Linked DNA regions of Mus musculus: region 1 is linked to region 2. Evidence: chromatin loops called from intact Hi-C (ENCODE). Cell type or tissue: heart. All regions are shown on one strand. Links, peaks and the distances in the headings refer to the core of each region. The heading gives the core; the rest is flanking DNA.

Evidence for each region. Peaks named below come from ENCODE experiments on the same cell type or tissue, not always from the same donor. Only the 100,000 strongest peaks of a DNase experiment are listed, where the experiment ranks them.
Region 1: a loop joins it to region 2, with 7 times the contacts of the local background. A loop is called at or near these places in 6 of 42 quality-filtered maps.

Annotation. Positions count from the first base shown.
Region 1 is chr4:116,552,280-116,563,794 of GRCm38, forward strand. Tmem69 (transmembrane protein 69) reads right to left here and starts at 3,664. Exons shown (of 3, transcript NM_177670.4): 1 at 3,594-3,664; 2 at 2,489-2,624; 3 at 1-1,450. The coding sequence starts at 2,530. The coding sequence ends at 755. Gpbp1l1 (GC-rich promoter binding protein 1-like 1) reads left to right here and starts at 5,379. Exons shown (of 12, transcript NM_029868.3): 1 at 5,379-5,549. In heart, for the core only: a CTCF peak has its summit at 5,430 (motif pointing left); DNase peaks (open chromatin) are centred at 3,672, 4,822 and 5,332; H3K4me3 peaks cover 4,208 bases; H3K27ac peaks cover 3,710 bases.
Region 2 is chr4:116,459,094-116,471,473 of GRCm38, forward strand. Mast2 (microtubule associated serine/threonine kinase 2) reads right to left here and starts at 5,130. Exons shown (of 30, transcript NM_001369061.1): 1 at 4,643-5,130. The coding sequence starts at 4,822. In heart, for the core only: a CTCF peak has its summit at 4,688; DNase peaks (open chromatin) are centred at 4,598, 5,208 and 5,768; H3K4me3 peaks cover 2,592 bases; H3K27ac peaks cover 2,023 bases.

The DNA.
Region 1 (11,515 bases), core at 1-8,000, 92 kb after region 2:
TCTTACCCACTGAGCCATCTCACCAGCCCTGAAATAATTTTTATAATCCCAACACTCAGGAGGCAAAGGCAGGTGGATATCTGTAACTTTTTGAGACAGGGTTTCTCTGTGTAGCCTTGGCTCTCCTGAAACTCTCTTTATAGACCAGGCTGGCCTCGAACTCAGAGATCCACCTGCCTCTGCCTCCTTTCTTCTAGGATAAAAGGTGTGTACTACCGCCATCTGGCTAAAAGAAATACTCTTTAGAAAACAAAAACAAAAACTATGTATGAAGAATAAATTCCTACCTGTGGGGGGGTGGGGGTGGGGAGGAAGGAGCCAAAGGAGGAACATAATTGTGATGCTAAAATGCAGCTTTACAGGATAAGAGATACAGGCTCAATGCTCAAGACTATGTACTGCTCTAGACCCAAGTTTAGCTCCCAGCCTAGATATTGAGTAGCTCAGAACTGTCTGTAAAGCTAGCTCCAGGGGTCTCTGGAGAGATGGCTCAGTGGTTAAGAGCACTGACTGCTCTTCCAGAGGTCCTGAGTTCAATTCCCAGCAACCACATGGTGGCTCACAACCATCTGCAATGGGCATCTGATGCCCACCTCTGGTGTGTTTGAAGACAGCTACAGTGTACTCATATAAAATAAACAAATATTTCTTCAAAACAAAACAAAAAAAAAAAGCTAGCTTCAGGGGATTCAACAGTCTTCTGGCCTCCACAGACACTGTAAATAATACCAAGAAAGTATTTTTATATTTCTATTTAATCGGGTCTCTTGGGCCCTTTTTCTGGATAAATATTTTCAAGTATTAAAGTGACTACAAATGAGATAAAAGCCACTAAAGTACTTACAATCCTTAAGGCTTTGAACCAGTTGGGATAATGTGGTAAGAGGAAAAGTTCATTGTGTAATGCTATCCCTAAACCTATTATTAATGTGACTATGGCTTCATTGAGTCTTTCAGAAAATAGGATGGCTGCCCATGAAAACAGAATAGGACTCATACTGCTAGCTAAATTAATGTAGTCTGGTTTGGCTGGACTACTTTCTGGCAGAACAAAACCCCATCTGATCCCTCCCAAGAAAGCTAGGAAACCGGCTCCATAAGCCATCTGAGTGAAAGCTAGGACGGGGATATAAGACTTTGTTATTACCATGAGAAGTGGGGGAGCAGTAAAGGGGATTAACCCCGCCAGAGTTATATATAAAGCTGGCTTTGGGCTATCGAGTAGGTAAGTGATGGTGCTTCGTTTCTTTGGAGGAAGGACTGCCTTCTGCTTTTTAAAGTTGCATGGTGACACATGATAGCATTGTATCTTCCTCATACACACTTGAAATGATGGGGAAAGCCAAGTTCTTGGAGGCAAAGAGGAAAAGTTCTGCAGTAGACATGTCTTGAGAGAAAGTATGTCTATTCTGCCAGCTCCAAGTCTCACTGTAAAAGGGTTCTTCAGCATCTATGAAGGAAACAGAACCAGAAGACAAAGTTTAAAAATAAGAACACATGGTACAGAGAAATACATGTAGGCAAAACACCACATATATAAAGTAATAAATTGGAGGTGGGGGGGATGGCTCAGTGATTAGGAGCACTGGCTGTTTCTCCAGAGGATCCAGGTTTGATTCCTGCCACATGTGGTGGCTTACAACCAATTGTAATTCCAGTTCCAAGGAGATCTTACACCTTCTCCTAGCTTCCACACACATCACATACAGGTGGAACACAGATATACATGTAGGCAAAACACCCATACACATTTTTAAAAAAAAGCTCTTTAAAAAATATCACTTTGAAATTAAAAGGAGCACTACTTACCAGTCATGGTGAGCCCCGAGAAGCATGCAGGGACTGAGCTCCTGCTGGTCTTTACTCCTTTTGTCTTCAGTAAGAATGCTTTTCCTTCAGCTGCCTACATGGCCATTCTTCTTTTCTAACCTCCTATTTATGTTATATAATCCTGTCTATTATTTTCTGGTAGGATTTATTCTTATTTTCATGTGTGTGGGTACCCTCAGTGGAAGCTTCAAGTCCTTTAATGATGAATTAGCAGTGGTTGTGAGCCACCCAACATGGGTGCTGGGGTCAAACTAGAGCCCTGGTCCTCTCTATTTTTTTATTTTATTTATTTATTTATTGGTTTTTCGAGACAGGGTTTCTCTGTAGCTTATTTATTGGTTTTTCGAGACAGGGTTTCTCTGTGTAGCTCTGGCTCTCCTGGAACTCACTTTGTAGACCAGGCTGGCCTCGAACTCAGAAATCCGCCTGCCTCCCGAATGCTGGGGTTAAAGGCATGTGCCACCATGCCCGGCTTCTCTCTATTCTTGATATTCCCTATTCTCTTTCCCTGATGTATAGTACTCCATAGCAGTTATTATTTGACATAGTAAATATTTTACTTATTTATAATTTGCCCATTGTTTTCCTTCCTCACTTGAATACATATTTCTATATCTGCCATAGCCAAACAGTTATTGACAAATAGTGCTCAACTAACCTTTGAAGATGCTCCAGAAACTTTCTGGATGAAGTGTAGCATTCTGGTTTCTGCTCAGGGTTTTGTCCAGGGAAAATGCAATTCCGATTCATATATTTTTATAGTTGAGGGGGATGGCTGAATTTGAAGCAACGCCCTATACATAAAACAAGATATCGCTTAATTGTATACATTTTATACATTTATAAGAAGTCGTTGCTGGGCAGTGGTAGTGCACGCCTTTAATCCCAGCACTTAGCATTGGGAGGCAGAGGCAGGCGGATCTCTGAGTTCAAGGCCAGCCTGGTCTACAGAGTGAGTTCCAGGACAGCCAGGGTTATACAGAGAAACCCTGTCTCAAAAAAAACCCAAAACAACAACAACAACAACAAAAAGTCAAGAAAATCTCTTCGATGAAACATAATTTATTTTGATTTATTTATGTATTTATTTGCCAAAGTGTCACATATTAAGGAAATACGTTTTGTGCTGTTTTTGTTTTCTGAAGAATAATTTTAGTTTTGGCTGTTTGGTTTAATAAAAAGAGCAATGTGAAACTGAACATTTGGATTTAGCAAACATCTCTACCACTTCTTAGGCACCAGTGCCTCATCTTTAAAACTGACAGTTATACCTTTTGTTCCCAATAATCATATATTCTCTTTAGTTATTGTGTACTCGGGGCTGTGGAATTTTTACACTATAAATGAGAGCAGCCACAAATATCGCTTTGTTGTGAATCAAGCAATGTAATTAAATGTTTTCCATATATTCTCCACCTTTTGGAATTCAGTAACCAGTGGAGCACGTGTTTTCTAATTTTGGAGGATTATAATCAGGCTGAAGCCCTGAGACAGAAGCTGATGTGGAGATTAAAAAACTAAAAGCCGTGGCCAACTCGCTCATTCCACGAAAAAAAAAAATGACCAAATGTTTTCATTTCGCCAACGCAACTACCACAAACTGGAAGCTCCTAGCTGACATTTTAGCGACACGAGCGGAATTTAGACACAAAAGGTCCTTAAGACGCGTGGGGTAACTATACATCTATATACCAATACCAATCCTTAGTGACCCCACCACCACCTCCTTCCCAAAGTGTACCCTTGACAACCCTGAAACGTACTTGCCACCATCACACGGCGCAAAAGTTGAACAAATTCAACCAGAAACACCGAAACAACACTTCCGGCAACTGGAATCACACAGCCCCCCCACTTCCTGAGTGCAGGAAAATGGGTCCGGATGGGAATTAACGGTAGCAAGTTCCGACTCTTCTCTTTCCGTTTTTGAATGCTTCCCTCCCTCAGTTATTTTACATTATTTTTAATGTGGATGTTCATGCATGTGCCCACTCAGGCGAGAGGCTTGGATTCCCCACAGTATAGGTGCTGGGAGCTGATCTGAGGTTCTCTGTAAGAGCAGTAAGTGCCTTTAACCACAGAGCTGAGGGCTAGTCTAAAATATTCTAATTGAAGTCAGCTTTCAGATACCTTACAAGTCTCTGTTATGGGATCTCTAACCAGTTTAACACACACACACACATATTCAGGAAGTAGAGTACAATTTCTGAAATAACCCCCAGTAACAGTAGTGGAAGAAGCTAGGAGGAGACTTGGAGTTGGCTGATTTGGCCTACGGAATTATTTTATTTTTTTAAAGGCAGGATTGCCTGGAACGCTTAACTTGCAAAACAACGTTGTTGAGTCGACTGGACACATCTTCCTCCGCATTTGAGTCCTTTATTACTACCACTGGGCGAGAAAGAGGTGTTGATTTTGTTTTTACCTTATTCTCTATTACCTAGAAATTACATTGAGGAATACAGAAGACTGGGGCCCAACATTCAGAATTCTATGAATCAAAGTGTGGCGTTAGGGGCATTGAGCTTGAAGGTCATCCAGGAAGTAACATTGTTGAATTTATCCTCTGTGTGATTTATTCTAAGTCTCCTCTCCCACCCCCAACCTGCCATCTGTCGACCAAAAGGAACAGCTACCAAGTACTTCGAGCGTTCTTGGCTCCTTGTGTAAAAAGCTGAAGACAAAAAGGAGAGTTCATTTACGTAGGGACTCCTTTTTGACTACTTCCTCCATTCTAAGCAGTAAAACTAACTTCCTGAAACATTCGTTTTTAGTGAGACGCTGTCCGCCAGTTTTATTACCTTCTCTGGCAAGGTTGTACGGTCCCTTCCTGTCGTGCAATAGCCAAGAGAGTGCTTATAGACTCTTTTGGGGGTTTATTAGCAAAGACTGGGCTGGAGCAGATTTCAACCCTCCATTCTGGCGGCTCCGTGACGCCTGCAATGCCCATGAACTACAACTCCCGGCAGGTAGTGCGCCCACACCGCCGCGCATGCTCTAGTCCGGAGGGGCGGGAGTATGTGTGTGTCTATGGCTTGCCTAGGACTGTAGTTTCCACGGCGCGCGCCTGTGAATGGAGGGGCAAAGGTGTACAGGGCTCGGAAAACACACTCTTCCGCTACTTGTTTGACAATTCTAGTAGTTGGCGAAGCATCTGGTTCACAATCGAGGTGTGAGAAGGTGAAGAAAGAATGGGTGGGGGAAGAACTGGTACAAATATATCCTCCCATATTCACGTGCTCCCAGGCCGGAGGACCCGGCTGGGAGCTTTAAAGGGGCGTGCTGAATTCGGCTGGTCCTCGCCCCAAGAGCGGCACAAGGAGAGGCGAAGGCTTTGCGGAAGGGAGAGTGGACCGACCGGCGTCGCGCCGAAGGGCGCCGGGGGCGGGGCGGGAAGTAACCGCTGCAGGAGCAGCCCAACGTTTCCAGAGCGAGCCGCGGGCGCCCGGGCGGGGTCACGAAAGCTGGAGCTCACGCCTGCGCGTGCGCCGGTGCTAGTGGGCGTGAAGGAGGCGGGCCGAAGCGGCAGAGGGAGGGCCCAGCCGGCCGTCGCTCCTCCTCCACCCGCTCTGCCCCCTCCTGGGCCTTGTGGGCCGGGCAGCCATTTTGGGAAGAGCTTTGTTATGGTTGTGGGCTAGTCACCTCTGCTGGTCGGAGAAGCTGAGGACGCGTCCTCAGACGCCGCGAGTCGTCCTTGACCGTAGCCCCGCCGCTGCCGGGTGAGTATGGGTCCTGGACACCGAGCAGAAGGAGACCTGGAGTGGTCCCGGCACGGGCTCCGCCGGCACCTAACTGGCCGTCTAGGAAAACTAGTTAGAAGAAGGTCTTGCACAGGTGGTTGGGTGTGGGTCCGCCGGGGTGGACGAGGGACCTGGGAGTCGCCGAGTTGGAACGTCCCCCTCCCCCCCGCCAACGGGAGGAGTCTTGCACACTAGCGTCGCCGCGGCGGTTCCAGAGCTCTCCGACTTCAACTTCAGTTCCCGGTCGGAAACGCTCACCTGCGGCTCCGGCTCCTCTCCAGGAGTTCCGGCTTGATAGTGGTTGAGTGATTTGGTTTACTTGGGTTTTATTATCATTATTATCATTACTATTATTATTATTATTATTTTACCTTTCTTTAAAATAAGAGCCGAAGGCTTCTGTTTTCCAGTTAAGAGAAACTTAACGAGGAAAAAGTCGTGTAAGTCAAATGTGGACTATCTGGGCGAAAGGGAACTTCCACGCCCGGAGTCGCGGTTCTCTGGGGTAGGGAGACCTTTTCAACTTCAGATTGTCTTACTGGTTATCTACCAAACTCCGTCCCATTGGAGTGGAAGTTTGATTAGTTGAAGTGGCTTAACTAGTCGTTTTTATTCCATGCTAAATCTTCCCAACCCATAAAATTCAAAAGATACTGAATCTAAAATGGCTGTAGCCTGAGGAAGAACCCTGTTTAAATGCTTAAATATAATAACATTTCAGTCGTTTTTTCCCCTATGGGACGTTTTCTCTTAGGAGTTTTTGACAATTGGTACCTTTGAAGAGGGTAGGTGTAAGCGAAGGTGAGGCTCAGGAAGTTTACTGCAAAAGTTTACATAAGAATGGGTGCGGTTTTTTGTTTTTGGTAGTTGTGAATAGTTCTGAAATTGTGCTGTGGTATCAGTTTTGTCTGCCACTTTTGTACTCTGAGGTTGGCATGTATAATGTGTTGAATAGTTTAACTTTGATAACTCTTACCCGGAAAACCAGAAGTTAGTGGTGGTTCATGGTTTTTGTTTAGTAATAAAGCCACTTTTTTTGTAAATCTCATCAAAAACTAAAGAGTATTAGACGCCAGTAGACAGATTTGTAGTTTGTTGGTGGTCGAATGTTTTTTGTTTTCAAAATGGGTTTGTCAGTGTAGCCCTGCCTATTCTAGAACTCACTCTGCAGTCCTTGCTGGGCTTGAACTCAGACCCTGAGTCCTGGGATTAGAGCGCTTTTATCACTTCTGCTCCACTCATGAGGTCTCATGTTTTTTATGGTAGTTTTCACCTCAGAACCCAAGAAATTTGGGCATTTACAAAATAAAGAAACAATTTTGCAAGTGAAAATATATTCTGAAGTGTAATGCTAGGTCCTTCTCTCCCACTTTTTTTTTTTAACTAAAGGCAAGCTTCGCTTACAAAACAAAACAAAACAAAAAGACCCTGCCAGAAGTGCAAAAAAACAATAGCAAATTTTAATTTTTGGAAAGGTGTGATTGAGTGAAATTTCTGTCTATTTAAAAGATAAGATAGAGTGCAAATTGTGGATCTTTGACGATCCATTCCCAGGATAAACTGCCACCTTTCATAGAGTTGGTTTCAATTACATTTATATATTCATTTAGACGGTAAAATTTTTGTTCTAGGAATTTTTTTCTTATGTATATGGGTAGTGTGCCTGTATGTATTCCTGTGTAAACGTACATATAGGTCCCATTGAGGTCAGAAGATAATGGATCCCCTGGAACTGGGGTTAAAGACAGTTGTGAGGTGGTGTCATGTGAGTGTTGGGAGTCAAACCTGGGTACTCTGGAAGAGCAACAAGTGCTCTTAACTGCTAAACCATCTCTTCAAAAGCCCAGGAAATATTTATTTACTTATTTATTTTGTTGGTCTTGGAAGAAAATCATTTAAAGTTCTTTTTGAAAATTAGAATTGCTTTCTGTCTTGACATTATTTTACAGTACTAAATTCACCTTTTTTACCTTTCTTCTGAGTGTTCTAAAATGGCTTGCATTTATTTGTTAGTCTAACCTTTCAGTTTATTGTGGACAGTGTGCTTTAAGAATTCGTGAAGTTGGGAGACGGAATGGGAAGCCTTTATTTTGAAGTAACAGAATTCTTTTTTGTTTGTTTGTTGTTGGTTTTTTTTTTTTTTTTTGGAGTTTTTTTGGAGTTTTTTTCTGTGTAGCCTTGGCTGACCTGGAGCTCACTCTATAGATCAGGCTGGCCTGGAACTGGGTTCCATCTGCCTTCAAATGCTAGAATTATCTAAAGGAGTATACCACCCTGTCAGGCTTTTTTTTTTTTTTTCTTCCTCCAACCATTTTAATAATTTGTACATGATAAGAAATCTGTGAGTGTACTTGTGTGTGTTTCTGTATACATAGAGACACACAAATTTGTTGAGACAGAGTACTACTATGTAGGACAGTGGTTCTCAGCCTTCTAATGCTGAGCCCCTTTTAATATAATTTCCCATGTTGTGGTGAGGAATTCCCACCATAAAATTATTTTGTTTCTACTTCATAACTTTAGTTTTTCTGCTTTTAGGGATTATAATGTAAACATCTGTTATGTGACCCCCTTAAGCCCACAGGTTAAGAGCCACTGGTGTAGATTCATGCTGATCCAGAACTCACAGAGATCTACCTGCTTCTTCTGCCTGTCCTATGCTGAAATTAAAGGCATTCTCCGCTGTATCTGGCTACTTTTTATTTTCAGTGTAGGCGATTAAACCCAGTCTAGTGTATGCTACAAAACATACTGTCACTAAACTATATACCACCAGCCTATAATTTATTTTCTAAAGTATGAATTAATTCTGTTATTAACATGCATGAATATTTTGCCGGTGTGTATGAGTGTCACGTTTGTCTGGCACCCTCGGAGGTCTGTGTTGGGCCTTGGATCCCTGGGACTGGAGTTACAGACAATTGTTAGCTTGGGTTCTTGGAATTAAACTCTGGTTCTCTGAAAGAGCAATTGGTCTTAACCACTGATCCAGATCTCCAGCCCATATGATTGATTTATGGTTTCTCAAGCTAGCCCTGACTGTCCTCAAACTTTGTAAACTGCTGGCATGAACTCAGAGATCTACCTGCCTCTGCTTCCCGGTTGCTGGGATCAAAGGTGTCTACTGCCACTGCCCCATTCTTTCTCTCTCTCTCTCTCTCTCTCTCTCTCTCTCTCTCTCTCTCTCTCTCTCTCTGTGTGTGTGTGTGTGTGTGTGTGTGTGTGTGTGTAAGTAAGTAAGTACACTGTTGCTCTCTTCAAACACACCAGAAAAGGGCATTGGATCCCATTACGTATGGTTGCTGGAAATTGAACTCAAGATTTCTTAAAGAGCAGTCGGTGCTCTTAACTGCTGAACCATCTCTCCAGCCCTATAATAGAGGTTTTTAAAAATACTCATTTAAACAGTTCTCAATCTTCTTTCAGAAGACAGCAAATCTTAATCTTATAGTTTAAGACTAATGTGCCAGAAAAGACTGTAAACTATATCAGCTTTTCTTTTTTCAGTCCTGCTCACAGAAGGCAGACTATGAGACTATAAATATTTATTAATAAATGCCTAGGCCATAAGCTTTGGCTCATTTCCTTTCTAGCTTGTAACTTATTTAACCATTTAAACTATTCTGTCTCCCATGTGGTTAGTTACCTCTCTTTCAGTCTCAGCCTTCTTCCCTCAGAGTCTCTCCAAGTTCATCTAACCTTCTGGTTATGCTGGTCTCCTCTGTTTTTCCAGTCTTTTATCTCATTATTTCCCAGAATCTTCTCTTCTTACAACATCCCACCTCCTGTTTCCTGCCTCAGCTTATTGGCCATCAGCTTTTTTATTGACAGGTGATGTTTATAAGAGATTCTCCATTTGTCCAAACTGCTTTTCCCCCCTTCTACCCTGGAGACTAGCTATGTCTACCCTGGAACTCACTGTGTAGACCAGGCTGGCCTCAAATTCAGAAGTTTGCTTGCTGCTGCCTCCCAGGGGCTGGGGGTCAAAGCTGTGTGTCCCATGTCTGGCTCAAAGTACTTTGTATTTATTACCTTAATTAATAATGGTTGTGAGTCCATATTGTGGGGTTGTTTTTTACCTTCCTGGTACTGGGAATTGATTGAACTGAACACCTCATGGCTGGTAAGCCAACCCTCTTACACTTAATTTTATCTTTATTGTTGTTATTTAAGACCATGTCTCACTAAGTTGTCATGGCAGGCCTTGAACTGTGAACCTCCTGCTTTGCCTCCTTTCAGGTAGCTATGATTGGGTGTGTGTGACGTCATGCTTTGCTAAGCAGATGTTTTTTTCCTTACTTTGTGTTGTGAAACATGAAGATGAGATGCACTTGACTAGTAGACAAACCTAAGTAAGCTGTCACGGTGTTTACTACTGAAGTACTATATGTGTCTTTGCTCTTGTGTGGTTGGTTGAGGGCATTTGTTCTGTTGTGTTTTGTTTTGAGACCTGGTTTCACTCTGTAGCCATGATTGGCTTGGAATTTGCTGTGTAGATATAGTTGCGTCAAACTCAGTAGAGATCTGCCTGCTTCTGTCTCCCTAGTGCTTAAGTTAAAGGCCTGTGCCACATCGACCTTAGTTGATTTTTTTTGTTTGTTTGTTTAGTTTTTCAGTGATGGAGGTTGAACTTTCTCACCCCACCCCTAGTCCTGGTTGCTTTTAAACATGAAAGTTAAACTGTTGTAACATTAGGGGGCATGAGCCATTTTAAGGTATCCTAACAAAACTTGTTTATAGAAAAGGCAAAATTTAGGGCAGACAATAGCGCTTAGTTGGGTAGAGTTATTTGCTGCCAAGCCTGAGAGGGTCTGAGTTTGATCCCTGAGATCCACATGGAGGTTAGGAGAGACTAACTCCATTATATTGTCCTTTGACCTGCACACTCATGCTGTGTGATAAAAAAGAAAAGAAAGGCAAATTTGAGTCAGGGAGATGCTGGGGCATAAAGTACTTGCCTCCTACGCATGAGGACTTAACATTTCTTTTTTGTTGTTGTTGGTTTTTTTGTTGTTGTTGTTGTTGGTTTGGTTTTTTTTGTTTTTTGTTTTTTTTTTTTTTGTTTTGTTTTGTTTTTTGAGACAGGGTTTCTCTGTATAGCCCTTGAACTCAGAAATCCTCCTGCCTCTGCCTCCAAGTGCTGGGATTAAAGGGGTGCGCCGCCACCACCCGGCAGGATTTAGATTTCTATCTGTAGAAATCCTGTGCAAGCAGAGACAGGAGAATCTGGAAACACATGGAACTAACCTGGCATATGCAGCAGCAAATCAGACCCTGTCTCAGACAGGGGAGAAGACATGGGCTGACATTGGAGATGCCTCCAACGTGCAGTGAGTGGCACAAGTTCACCTGCATTCATAGGAGCACACACAGGTCTATCTGTCAGTCTTTCTTTCGTTCTTTCAAATAGAAAAGGCACATTTGCATTTGTGTTGTGGGAGGATCTTGGTATTCCAGGTAAGATAATATTTACTTTGTAAGTCGTTGTATTGGTGTGGTCTAGAAATTAGCTTGTTTTTGTTTATGCTGAAGATCTAACACTTCAAATGACTTTTAAACCCAATGATTTCTGTTTGCTATTGCACTCTGCCTCAAACAAAACTACCGGAAGTCAAAATACTAAAAAATGGTTTTATAAGAGAAGCTGAACTTCTTCTGTCTATGGGTATACTTTAATTGTAAGGTTCATTCATTACCTAATATGGATTGAATTTTATAGGTGATTTCAAATACACTAAAAGTTATAGAAAGGCAACTATTACTTTATATTCCTCTACCAAAGCAATCATCAGCCCATAACTGGTTTGTTTGGCAAACAAATTTTTCAGCAAAACAGGCACTGGAGGTAGTACTGTTAGCACAGGTTTCATGTACTGGTGGCTGGGAGTATCTGGTAGACCACAAAGCATTATTTCCAAAACAAGAAAAGACTTTACAGTTTGCCA
Region 2 (12,380 bases), core at 1,350-9,349:
GGCACTTGGGAGGCAAAGGTGGGCAGAGCTCTGAGTTTGAGGCCAGCCTAGTCTACAGAGTGAATTGCAGGACATGAAATGCTACACAGAGAAACCCTAGTTCAAAACACCAAAAACAAAACAAAACAAAATTCAAAGGCTTGGAGACAAGTCAGTAAAGAAGAAAGCCTTTGAGAAGTTTGTTCACTGATAAGACACTGACAGCCAGTTAGGGTATCCACTAAGCAATCATCTGTTTCTAACAAATATTCACACAAATAACTACATCTCAAGTAGTTATTTTTATTTATTCTGAACCTATGTACACAAAGATAAATAAAACAGTGTGAACTTCTAAGAACTTACTACTAAGAAAACAAGCTCATCTCAGCAGAGGGGGACAAAAGCACAGACGCTAAGAAACCCAGAGGGGCATCTAAATTCTTTACGTGAACAATTCAAGTACACCTTGACTGCCAAGGTCTTCACGCTTTATTCTGTGAATAATAAGCTAATAATGTCTCCGAAGACAGAAAAATTCATAAATTCTGGTATTATACTGCATAAAGGAGTGACTAGCAATGACAATAAACACAACAGACATCTGAAGTTGAAGAGGGTTTTTGTCATTATTTAAAAAGAATCTACATAGCACAGACTGGCCTAGAACTCATGAGCCTCCTGTATCAGCTTCCCAGTCCTACTAGTACTGCAGCTGTGTACCATTACACCTGGCTTAGAAGATTCTAAATGTTTCATCACACATACAATAAACAAACAAGCAAACAAATAGTATTTTTCTTAAGCTTAAAAAAAAGAAACAAACCCAGCCATGATAGCATACACCTTTAATGCCAACACATAAGAGGTGAAAGCTGGAAGATCTCTGTATGTGTGAATCCAATCTGATCTTAAAGTCAGTTCTAGGGCAGCCAGGGGCCATACAGTGAGACCTTGTTTTGTTTTGTTTTTGTTTTTTAAAAAGCAAAACCAGACAGATCTGCAGGGCTCACTGGCTTGCACTGTCTATTTGATGAGCTCTAGGGCAGTGAGAAACTCTGTCTCAAAATACAAATAGGAGGTGGGAGAATGACTCAGCTGTTAAAAAATGCTTGCTGCTCTACCTGATTGATGGCCTGAACTGAGCCTGCAGCACTCATGGTAAGGTTCATAACTGCCTATAACTCCAGTTCTGAGGTACCCAACACCTTCTCTAACCTTGAAAGACACCTGAAATCCTATATACATACCCACAAGTAACACACATGTACACATAATTTTTAAGAGGAAAGTAAGCTGGGGCAGTGGTGGTGCATGCCTTTAATCCCAGCATTCAGAAGGCAGAGACAGGTGGATTTCTTTGAGTACAAGGCCAGCCTGGCCTACAGAAAGAGTTCCAGCACAGCCAGGCCTCCCCAGAGAAATACTGTCTCAAAAAGCTAAAAAAGAAAGAAAGAAAGAAAGAAAGAGAGAGAGAGAGAGAGAGAGAGAGAGAGAGAGAGAAAGGAAAGAAAGAAAGATGTGAAATAAAATCTTTAAAAAAAAAAAGGTGGATGGTGTCTGAAGAATTATATCCAAAGGTGTCCTCTGACTCAACACACACACACACACACACACACACACACTACTTTCCCTTTCTCCCCCCTCCATAGCACTGAGTTTTGTTTTGATACACTAAGCACAAAGTTATCAACATAGATCTAAAGAGACAATCAGGCTTAAAGACTCAAATGCCTCTACCAGGAGGTTCTATAATCAATATATGAATGAAAGACTACAGACCTTTGCTCTCCGGCCATCCCCTGCCATGCAGGAGCTTGCTAAAGAATGGTGAACAAGAAAGAACCAACATTTGGACCAAGCATATTACCTTCAAAGAATGTTTTAAGAAAGGAATGAAAAAAAGCACAAGAGAACAGTCCAAGAAACACTAGTGAGATGAATATTCCCAGGAGGAGGGTTGGCAGGACCACAACACATGGTCAACAATGGCAAATAGTTCACATAGTGAGAAGATGACACCTGGGAAAACTATCAAATTTAATTACATTAAAAAAAAATTCACTGACCCATTAGCAGAATTCTCTTTGTAACTCTTTCACAATGTTTTCACAGGCAGACACACCTTATTTTAAGTTGCAAAATAAGTTTTAGTATGGCTACACTGTGGAAAATTATACAACAATGAAAAAGGAAAGTATTTCTATAAGGAACACAGAAGAATGCACAGGAATTATTTTAATGAAATAATTCAGTAACAAAGAGTACAAACGCCACGATATTATTTCTATGAGTTTTAGCTAAAGAGTAATCTATGCTGTTGGGGTGGGAAAAGTGGTTAACTGCAGTAACGAAGGGTAATCAATAGGATAAAGTAAGAGAACTGGAAACGTCCTCTACCCTGGCCTGAATAATGGACATATGGTTATATTTGTCTGTAAAATTTCACACTAAATGAACCTTAGATTAATGCATTAAACTACAACAAATCTCAATTTAAAAAGCAAGCCAAAAAAAAGTTACTCATGACCTTGAAGGCAGTTTGGGGAAAGCACTAAGTATACAAGGCAAACCATAATATTAGGAATACACACACACACACACACACACACACACACACACACACACGAAACTGACATAAAATACAAATTCAAGAAGATTATTGGCACGCCTTTAATCCCAGCACTTGGGAGACAGAGACAGGTAGATTTCTAAGTTTGAAGTCAGCCTGGCCTACAGAGTGAGTTCCAGAACAGCCAGGGCTATACAGAGAAACCCTGTCTCGAAACTCGCACCGCCCCCCCCAAAATGTTGTTGGTTAAAGGCAACAAGATAAAGCATATTAGGAGAGAGGAAATTACACGTTTCAAGAAAATTATACTTTTTATTTAAGCTATAGGGCAAAGAACAATATAAGTAAGACTTTTAACAGACAAAGGGTGTGTGTACCAACGATGTAGCCTCAGAGAAAAGGATAGCCGGTTCTTCCTCTGTGACTGTTAAGGATGTGTGAATATAGAAATTATCTCTAAAAAAGAGGGGAGCTGGCTGGAGAAATGACTCAACAATTATGAATACTTGCTGCTTTGCAAAAGACCTGGGTTTAGTTCGCAGCAGCCACCAGCAGCTCACAACTGTCTGCAACTCTAGTTCCAAGAGATATGACTCCCTCTTCTGGTTTCCAAACTATATGAAGCACTAACATACATGCAGGCAAACACTCATAGCTGCAAAAAAGTGAAAATAAAAAGATCTTTTTTGAAAAGAGGGGAATCGGAGCTGGAGAGTTTCAGCCTCTGGCTGCTCTTCCAGAGGACCCAGGTTCAATTCCCCACCACCCATGTGAGAGCTCCAACTGTATATAGCTCATTACCAGGTAATCTGACACGCTCACACAGAGATACTTGAAGGAAAAACACCAGTGCACATAAAAACTAAAAGTAAATCATAAAAAAACTTAAAAAGAAAATAAGGGCGGGGCGGAATCAAACAGCCTTAAGCACTTTACTGAAGCATGCATTAAGGTCAACCGCACCAGGTAAACTAAGTCAGTAGAGGAAATATATTTCAAAAGTTTTGAACGGGTACTAGAGGGGGATTACACAGTCAGCAGTCTAGAAGCCATGACAAAGACCAAAAGAATCAAGTGGGGAGACAAAAAGCGGAAAATTTTAAAACCATAGGCTAACAGAGTGTAATTCAAAGCAATGATGCATAGGAACATTTACTTTATATGAGGAGCAAGATAGGAGACCTGGAACTTCAAAGCCTCAAAGATGGGGTCTCAACTGGGGTCTGAAGCAAAGCTGTACAAAAGCAATGCTGTCAGGGGAGTTCATTACTACAGAACATTCTTTCTAAAAATCCAACGAGATTACGTATCTTACAAAGTCCCTGTCAATATCGTTTCACTGAACTTCCTTCAGCTGTGAGTAGCAAGTTTATCCTAATATTGGCGACCTTTATTCCCTACTCATAAATACACCTACTATTGTCTACTAAATTACACATCCTGTACATTCGAGAATCCCATGAGTACTTTTACATTTTATCTCTTTTCCCATTAAGGGTAAACTAGAAAGCAGAGCCTTCATCTACAGATTCTCTGTCCACAGCACCGGCCTTGAGACTGGACACATTCAGGCACTTTTTATAGTGGTTTTAAAGTGGTAGATAGTTACTGAGGAGAACGTTAACGATTCTGAATACTTGCTTATAAAAGTATAATGGCCACCAAATGAGAATGCTTGCAAATGCCCCGTTTTTATAACTGTGGGGATAAACTCTAAGACCAGTCAACACTATCAAACTGGCATTTCTCCCTTAAAACTATTCACGCCTCTAGATAACTCCATTTAGTAAACCTACTCTTTGCTGCTCATTCACCCTGCCCACATTCCAGCACCCATTCTCTCCATCCAGAGCCCCAGGCTACCCCCCAAGACCATTTTATTCATTCCTCAGACCCGCCCTACCCCACGTCCAACTGCAACCCCAGGCCCCCACCTTCATTTCTCCACTCCCCTTTCCTCAGCCTCGTCAGACCTCCCACTCCTCCTAACCGACTCAGTAGTCCCCACCCTCACCACCGCAGCCCGATCCTCCCGCGAGGACCCCTCCCCCACGGCGCCCACCCTCGCTGGCGGACCCCAGCCCACCTTACCTGCTCCCTGCTGTCGTGCCCCAAAGGCCCGCTCCGCTCCTCCAGTAGCTGCCTCCCGGGCGGCGCTCGCCGGCGCGGGGGCAAAGACTGCGGCTGGGGCAACTCGGCCGTCCGCGGAGCCGCATCCTCCCGGCGGGCGGGTGGCGGCTGCGGCCGCTCGCGGCAGCGGCTCCGCTTCATCTCCGCGTCTGGGCCCCGCGGGCGTTAGCACCGCGACTGCGCCGGCCTGGCTCGGCCCCGGGCCGCAGCGCTGCCGCGGCAAACCCGGTCCGCGGCCAACATGGCCCGGCGGGCACTTGAAGCCACCCGCACCCGGCCCGCGGTTTCCCCGCGCTTCCTGTGGGCTGAGGCGCCGAGACCTTCCCGGCGCGCCTCACGGAGGCAGCATAGCCGCCGCCGCCGCGCCCTCCGCCGCCCGGCACACGCTCGGCCGGCCACCCGCCGCCGCCGCGGGCTCCGCCGCCAGCCGCCGGCCCGCCAGCCCGCCCGGCCCGCCCCTCGCGCGCGTGCACGGCAAGCCCGCCTGCCGCCCACAGAGCGCGGCCAGCCGTGCACGCGCTGGCGAACGGTCGCGAAGACCCGCCCGCGGCCGCGCCGCGCGCTCTGAAGCGGAAGGGGGCGGGGCTCCCGGCGCGCCCGCGTCGGCTGCAGGACGCCCTTTGATTCTTCCATTCATCCCTTTGGTACACACTGCCTGCCGGACTGAACGCTGTCCAGACTGGGAAAAGACTTCCAACGGGAGGGGGGACACCAACACTCTATTTACCAGCAGATGCTCACCTAGTTCTCCCCTACGCTTCAGAGACTAGTTAGCTCATCCTCATGTTAGAAATAAGGAGACTGAGATGTAGGGAAACGAGCCCAGTCACAGACATATCAATATGTCCCAATAAACCCTCCCATTAGTTGAGGGTTCCCATTCTTGTCGCTCTGTCTTGTTTACACTGCCTTTGACAGTTCCACACAGTGTGACAGTGTGTAAAGTCCTGTAAAAGAAGTGATGTATTCCTTAGGGGTGCGAGACTAAAAAGGCTTTGGAAGATCTGGGCTTCCCACTGACAATGAAGTCATCCTGTAGACACGGTCCAGCCTGCTGCGGCCTGGGCAGCCTGACCTGCCCCTTCCAATGACTCATCTGCTTTAACAACACGTGGCAGACAGCTCAGCCATGCCTGGCCTCCTTCTGGCTTCAGCTAGTCTGCCACAACGCTGTTTTTCCTCTTTTGACCTAACCAGAGTTCATTCCCAGAAGCTTTTCCTGCCTGTTTCATTCATGTATCTTTAGCCTCCTCCCTGAACCCTTTCTGAGCAGTAATAATGACTAATACGATGGAGCCTACTGATTTCAGACACTGCATTCAATTCACATACACATAATGAGGTCATTGCAGTGTTCATTGTACAGTGGAGGGAACGGGGTGAGTTATAGTGCAAAGAGAACTCAAACGAAGGCCTGTGAGGTACCAGAACACACACACATAAGCAGTGTGTGGGACAACCCATGAAGCTATCTTCTACGTTCCCTGTCCCAGGTCCTCCCCATGCATCCAGTTGACTCGGTAGAAACAGAAAGCCATCCTTGGTTCCTTCCTTCTTCTCATCTCTCATATCTAATAATGAACAAGGCCTGTTGGTCTGTAAACTCGATATCTTTCCAATCTGCCTTCTCCTTTCATCCCATTTGTACTAACTTACCCAGCTCCGCCTTCCCTCACCTGTTTAAGTGGGAAATTCTCCCAACTAGTTCCCCTGCATCAAGTCTTATTCTCTTAGGATCCATCTTCCCAAAGACTCTCATAAAAATCTCTGTAATACTGTCTTTGCTTAGACTAGTAAAATAAAGCTCAAGATGAAGTATACACTTTCTTCTTTTTCTTTGTTTTTTGTTTGTTTTTGTTTTTGTTTTTGGTGACAGGGTTTCTCTCTGTAGTCCTGGAACTCACTCTGTAGACCAGGCTGGCCTTGAACTCTGAAATCCACCTGCCTCTGCCTCCCAAGTGCTGGGATTAAAAGTGTGCACCACCACCGCCCAGTCAAGTGTACACTTTCTAAGGCAAGGCCACCATCCAAAATCCATTCTCTGCCTGCCTCTTTTTTTCTATTAGCCCATGCTGTTGCCACTATTGCCACTATTTATAGTTATCTCTGCTACATGATAGGGCCAGCACACTCTTGCTTACGAAGAACAGAAACACATGCTGAATCTGGAGTGGCCACATAGGAGAAGATTAAAATTCCTTTTTTCTGGGGGCTAGAATCTTTTTTTTTTTAAAGTGGTTTTTGTTTTGGGGCTTGGAATGTAGTTCAGTTGGTAGAGTGTTTGCTCAGCATACACACAGTCCTGAGTTTGATCCCAAAACTACATAAACAGAGTGTGTCAAGGGAATTCAAGAGAAACACTAGTCCTGCTCAAAACAAAATGAAACAAAAATAAATTACTATTTCACCCCTGCAAAGCAGTGTAACCCAGTATAGGTAGGAAACAAACAAACAAACAAACAGTATCCTGAGGTTGTTGCTGATGTTTCATAAGGCTGCTTCTCCAACATTGATCTCCATCAATCAAACTGATTAACTCTGTGGTCCTTTCTAAATAAATTCCTCTAGGTTTAGGCACACTCATTTCTACAAGGATTATCTACTGACTCGGCTTTGAGAACAGAATCACATCCTACTTCTTCATCTTTGACTATTAGGAATGGCTGTTGTGGGGCTGGAGAGATGGCTCAGCCGTTAAGAGCACTAACTGCTCTTCTAGAAGTCCTGAGTTCAATTCCCAGCAACCACATGGTGGCTCACAACCATCTGTAATGGGATCTGATGTCCTCTTCTGGTGTGTCTGGAGACAGCTACAGTGTACTCACATACAATAAATAAATAAATAAATTTTTTAAAAAAAGGAATGGCTGTTGTGATAGACAGACTCTAAGGTGGTTCTCATAGTCACCCCTTCCCCAGGATTTACACCTTTGTGTACTCTTCACCCTTTGACTTGATTCTAATGAGTTAACTACAATATAATCACTTTCATGATTATGTTACATCATATAAGATGGTATCTTGGTATGAGTCTTACTCTCAAACTCACAATGTCCTTAACGACGGAAATGTCCTTGATTGCAGGGCAGGGTATGTAACTCAGCTGGCTTGGAACTTCCATCCTTCTTTCTATTCCTCCCAAGTTCTTCATTTACAAGCTGGTACTATCAAGCTTAGCTACAAAACTCACTTTTTACATTGGCTATGAAGAGGTCCATGTGGCAGGAAACAGAATGGCAACCTGCAAGAACCTAGGCGAGCCTCTAGCCCAATAGCCAACAAAACAGACTAAAATAGTCCTTGAAGCATTTACACAGTCCTACATCCAGGAAAAAGTAATTCTGCCCAAGATTGGGGGTTAGTTTGGAAATAGATCTGTAGTGGCAATTCTGGGATTTTGACTTCTTTTGAAAACTCAGAAATATAATAAGAATATGTTTTCATTTAGTCTCAGGTATAGGGATATGGGGCTGCTTCAGACTGTCTGCTGCAGCTGACTATGATTTGCCTTGCGCTCTAGCAGAGGTGTGATTTTTATCAGCTGCAGAGTTTCTGCTATTGTGTGGCATTTAGAGTTCTGGGGACTTTCAAAGAATATATAATGCTAGGACCCTGAGAGGCAGTCATTCAAGGGCATAGAGAAAATGGCAGGGAACAAAGGAGTAAATATTTCTTTTCAAGATACCCCCCAAAAATGTATTATAGCTGCTACTGCTAAGATATCCCCCACTTTGCTCCCAGAGAAGATTTTCTGTTTTTTTTTCTTTTTCTTTATATATTCTGTTTCATAAAAAGGTTGGAAGAATGACTGAGCAGTTGGGAAAACCACAGGTGGAAATGGAGGGGCCTGAGAAACATAAGATTGTTGAAATGGGAAACCAAAATGAGCCATTCTGCTCTCTTGTTTCTGAAATGATTGCAGAGTTGGCTGTGCAACGAGGTTACAGGTAGAGATGGGAACACTTAGAAAGTGAGGAGCATGAGGGAAGAGAGAACAAGAAGGCTCAGTCCTGGTGACAGAGCAAGCGAGCTGGAGTTTCCCCCGGGAGGAAAGAGGGATTGAAACTGTGCCACAGGGTGGTCAGGTCAGAGAAAAGCTAAAAAAGCAGGAAGGCACTCTGATCATAGCCCATTTTGAGACAGGATTAATCTTGATACAACCACTCTGCCAGAGTTGGAGGAGGGGCAGCCTGAAGTAATAAGGCTTTCCCAGTAGTCATGCAGTATATGCCTATTAGTGGTTGGAACAAGTTTATGACAAGATAGGATAGCATCCTATAGAAATGACAGAGATAAGGTATTTTAAAGAGACCATGATTTTATATGGGATGCATTCGCCATATGTAAAACAAATTCTAAATAACTGGGCTACTCAAAATAGAATTATTCCCCAAGACTGGGAAAGACTGGTGACAGCTGCAATGATTAACACGGTGGAGAGACTATTGAACAGTGAAATACTGCAAGGGGATGAATATAGTAGAAGATCAGTTGCTAGGCTATGGGTAGCACTCTGATATACAAGAACAGATTCAATTTGATGATGTTACTATAGAACAAATGGACTTACTGGCTTTAAAAGCTTGGGACAAAATTGAAGACCCCTGAAAAAGTCCACCTTATTTACAAAGATTATACAAGTCTCTGGATAAGCCTTCACTGTTTTTTTTTTAAACAAAGATTAATCTTAGAAATGAACAAAACCATACCAAACCCTGATGCAAGAAAGGCGGGTGTTGATAGAAAACTTGGTGTTTGAAAATGTGAATACCAAATGAAAAAGTTAGACCATTAAAAGGATAAGCAGCACCTATAGACAAGTGGACAAGGGATATGACCAATATTTGTTTTAACATGTACCGTGCTAATATAATAGGCCAATCTATAGCTATAAGTCTCCGATATCAAAATGCTTGGTGCTTCAATTGCAGGAAATATGGTCATTGCAAAAAGACCAAAGAGACTATGACTAAGCTGCTTATATTAGTCAGGGTTCTCTAGAGTCACAGAACTTACAGAATGAATCTACATATATAAAGGGAATTTATTGGAATGACTTACAGGCTGCAGTCTAACTAACCCAACAATGGCTATGAATGAGAAGTCCAAGAATCTAGAAATTCCTCAATCTCATGAGGCTGGATGGTTCAGCTGGTCTTCTGTATAAGCGGGGATCCTGAAGAAGTAAGCTCCAAAAGATGTGCTGGCAAAGTGAATGCAAGCAGGTGAAGAAGAACAAACCCTTCCTTCTTCCATTGTCCTTATGCAGTCCTCCAGCAGAAAGGTATGGCCCAGATTAAAGGTATGCCTCAAGATCTGAATTAAAGGTGCATGTCTTCTAGCCTCAAGATGTGGATCACAGGTGTACTCTCCATCTCTGGACTGTAGTTTATTCCAGATATAGTCAAGTTGATAACCAAGAATAGCAATCAACCCACTAAAGGTTTCAGATCTCAAAATGCCTGGTGTTTTAGTTGTAGGAAATGTGGTCATTTGCAATAAAACTCTGTGCAAGGCAGCTCTAAGAGCAATAGTTTTTCTAAAACCAGAAAGGTATTTCTAAATATACACCAGAAAGAACACCTGGGCTTCCTGGGATGTGTATGTGATTCAACAAAGGCCACAATTGGGAATGCAGATCCAAAAGAGATATCCAAGGCAACTGGATATCTCTTTTCTTGCTGTTGGGAAAATAAAAAGAGTGCTTAGCTTGAGGCCCCACAGCAAAATTTACAAGCCATTTCAGTCCAGGAGTAATTCAAAAACCATAAAACGTCAACACTCAGCAAGAGAGAGTCACCAGGTTATTAAAAAACAAAAACAAAAACCAAAAAACCAAAAAACTGTGGCATTAAATTAGTTTATATACTTTAAGGATGTGTTGAATGGAAGCCAGTGAAAGTTTTCTGTTGGGGATATGAATTTGTTTATATTTCCACAGGAAATGAAAAACTGTGCATAACATCAAAAATGATCAAGTTTAGAAATGAGCAGGAGAGGTCTCCTGAAAACCTTGGCCACTGACCTGAGAAGCACTTAATTCATTGTAAATGTCTCTGTTTCTATACACAGCACAATTTATGGCTTAAAACGGGGTGGAAGAATGTAGTGATAATTCTGAAATTTTTGTTTCTTCAAAAAACATAGAAATGTTATAACATATTATAAAAATATGTTTTCATTTTAATCCCAGGTGTGGAGCTATGAGGCTGCTTTGGACTGTCCACAACAGCTGACTATGATTTGCCTCATGCTCTAGAAGAGGCATGGTTTTGTCAGCTGCAGATAGTTTCTGTGATTGTGTGATGTTTGGAATTCTGAGAGCTTTTCAGAGGGTTTATAAATGCTAGAGTACCGAGAGAGGGGTTGATTGTTGGTGGTCATTCAGGGGTGTTGGTTGCATTTTGTTAGTAGTCATGCTCAAGGAAGTTAGATTCAGCTCTCTCTCTCTCTCACTCTCTCTCTCTCTCTCTCCCTCTCTCCCTCTCTCTCCCTCCCTCCCTCTCTCCTCTATCCTTTCTTCTCTCCTATCTAGTAATAGGAAGTAAAACTGGGGGGGAGCATATAAAGAATGGGAAAAAGAAGAACCTGGCTGCATAGCCCATCCTCCAGTTGTGTCTCCAAGTGAGAACAAAGCCCAGACATTACTTTGATGGGAGCCTGGTGAGATCCTGAGACAGAGAAACAAGAAAAGCTAAAAGTAGACCTGTAACTCACAGAAACTATGAGACAAAAGTATATTCTAGGAGATTGTGCCAATCAGTTTTGTTTGGCAGTTTGACACAATGGAGTCAACTGGAAAGAACCTTAACTGAAGAATTGCCTCTATCAGACTATCCTATAGACCAATCTTTGGGGCATTTTCTTGATTTATGATTGGTACGATTGGGTCCAGAACGTCCCAATGCCACACCTTGGAATGTGGTCCTCTGTTGTATAAGAAAGCAAGCCATGAGAAACAAGCCAATAAGCAGTGTTCCCCCATGGTTTCCACTCCTGTTCTTGCCTCTAGGTTGCTACCTGAGTCCCTTCCCTGACTTCCTTTCATGATGGACTGTGATTGGAATGTGTAATGCAAATAAACCATTTCCTCCCCAGGTTGCTTTCGGTTATGATGTTTTATCACAGTGTTAGAAAACAAACTAGAACAGGGCTAGAAAGATGGTGGGGTGGTTAAGAACACTTGGTGCACTTGTAAAGGACCTGGGTTTAATTCCCAGCACTGTGTCAGGAGGATGACACACACTGTAGCACCAGCTCCAGGAGATTCAATCCCCTCTTCTGACCACCTTGTATACCTGAATGCATATGTGCACACACTCACAGATAATATGCGTATATACAAGAATTTTAAAAAATGTAACCAGGCATAGTAGAACATGCCTTTAATCTCAGTCCTTGGGAGGCAGACCTGTGCAGGTAGGCCTTCACACACACACACACACACACACACACACACACACACACACACTTTAAAGTAGTTGTCTTAAAAAATACTTCTCTCTTTTTTTAGTGTGTATATGGTTTGCATGTGAGCATATAGGTGCACATTTACATGCAGAGCCAAAGGAGGGCATTGGATGTTATTCCCTGTTGCTTCCCTTCTTATTCCCCAGAGTAAAGGTCTCTCGTGAAATCAGAAGCTTGGGGTTTATGATCAGCTGGCTTGCTGGCCAGCACATGCCTGGGATCAGTCTCT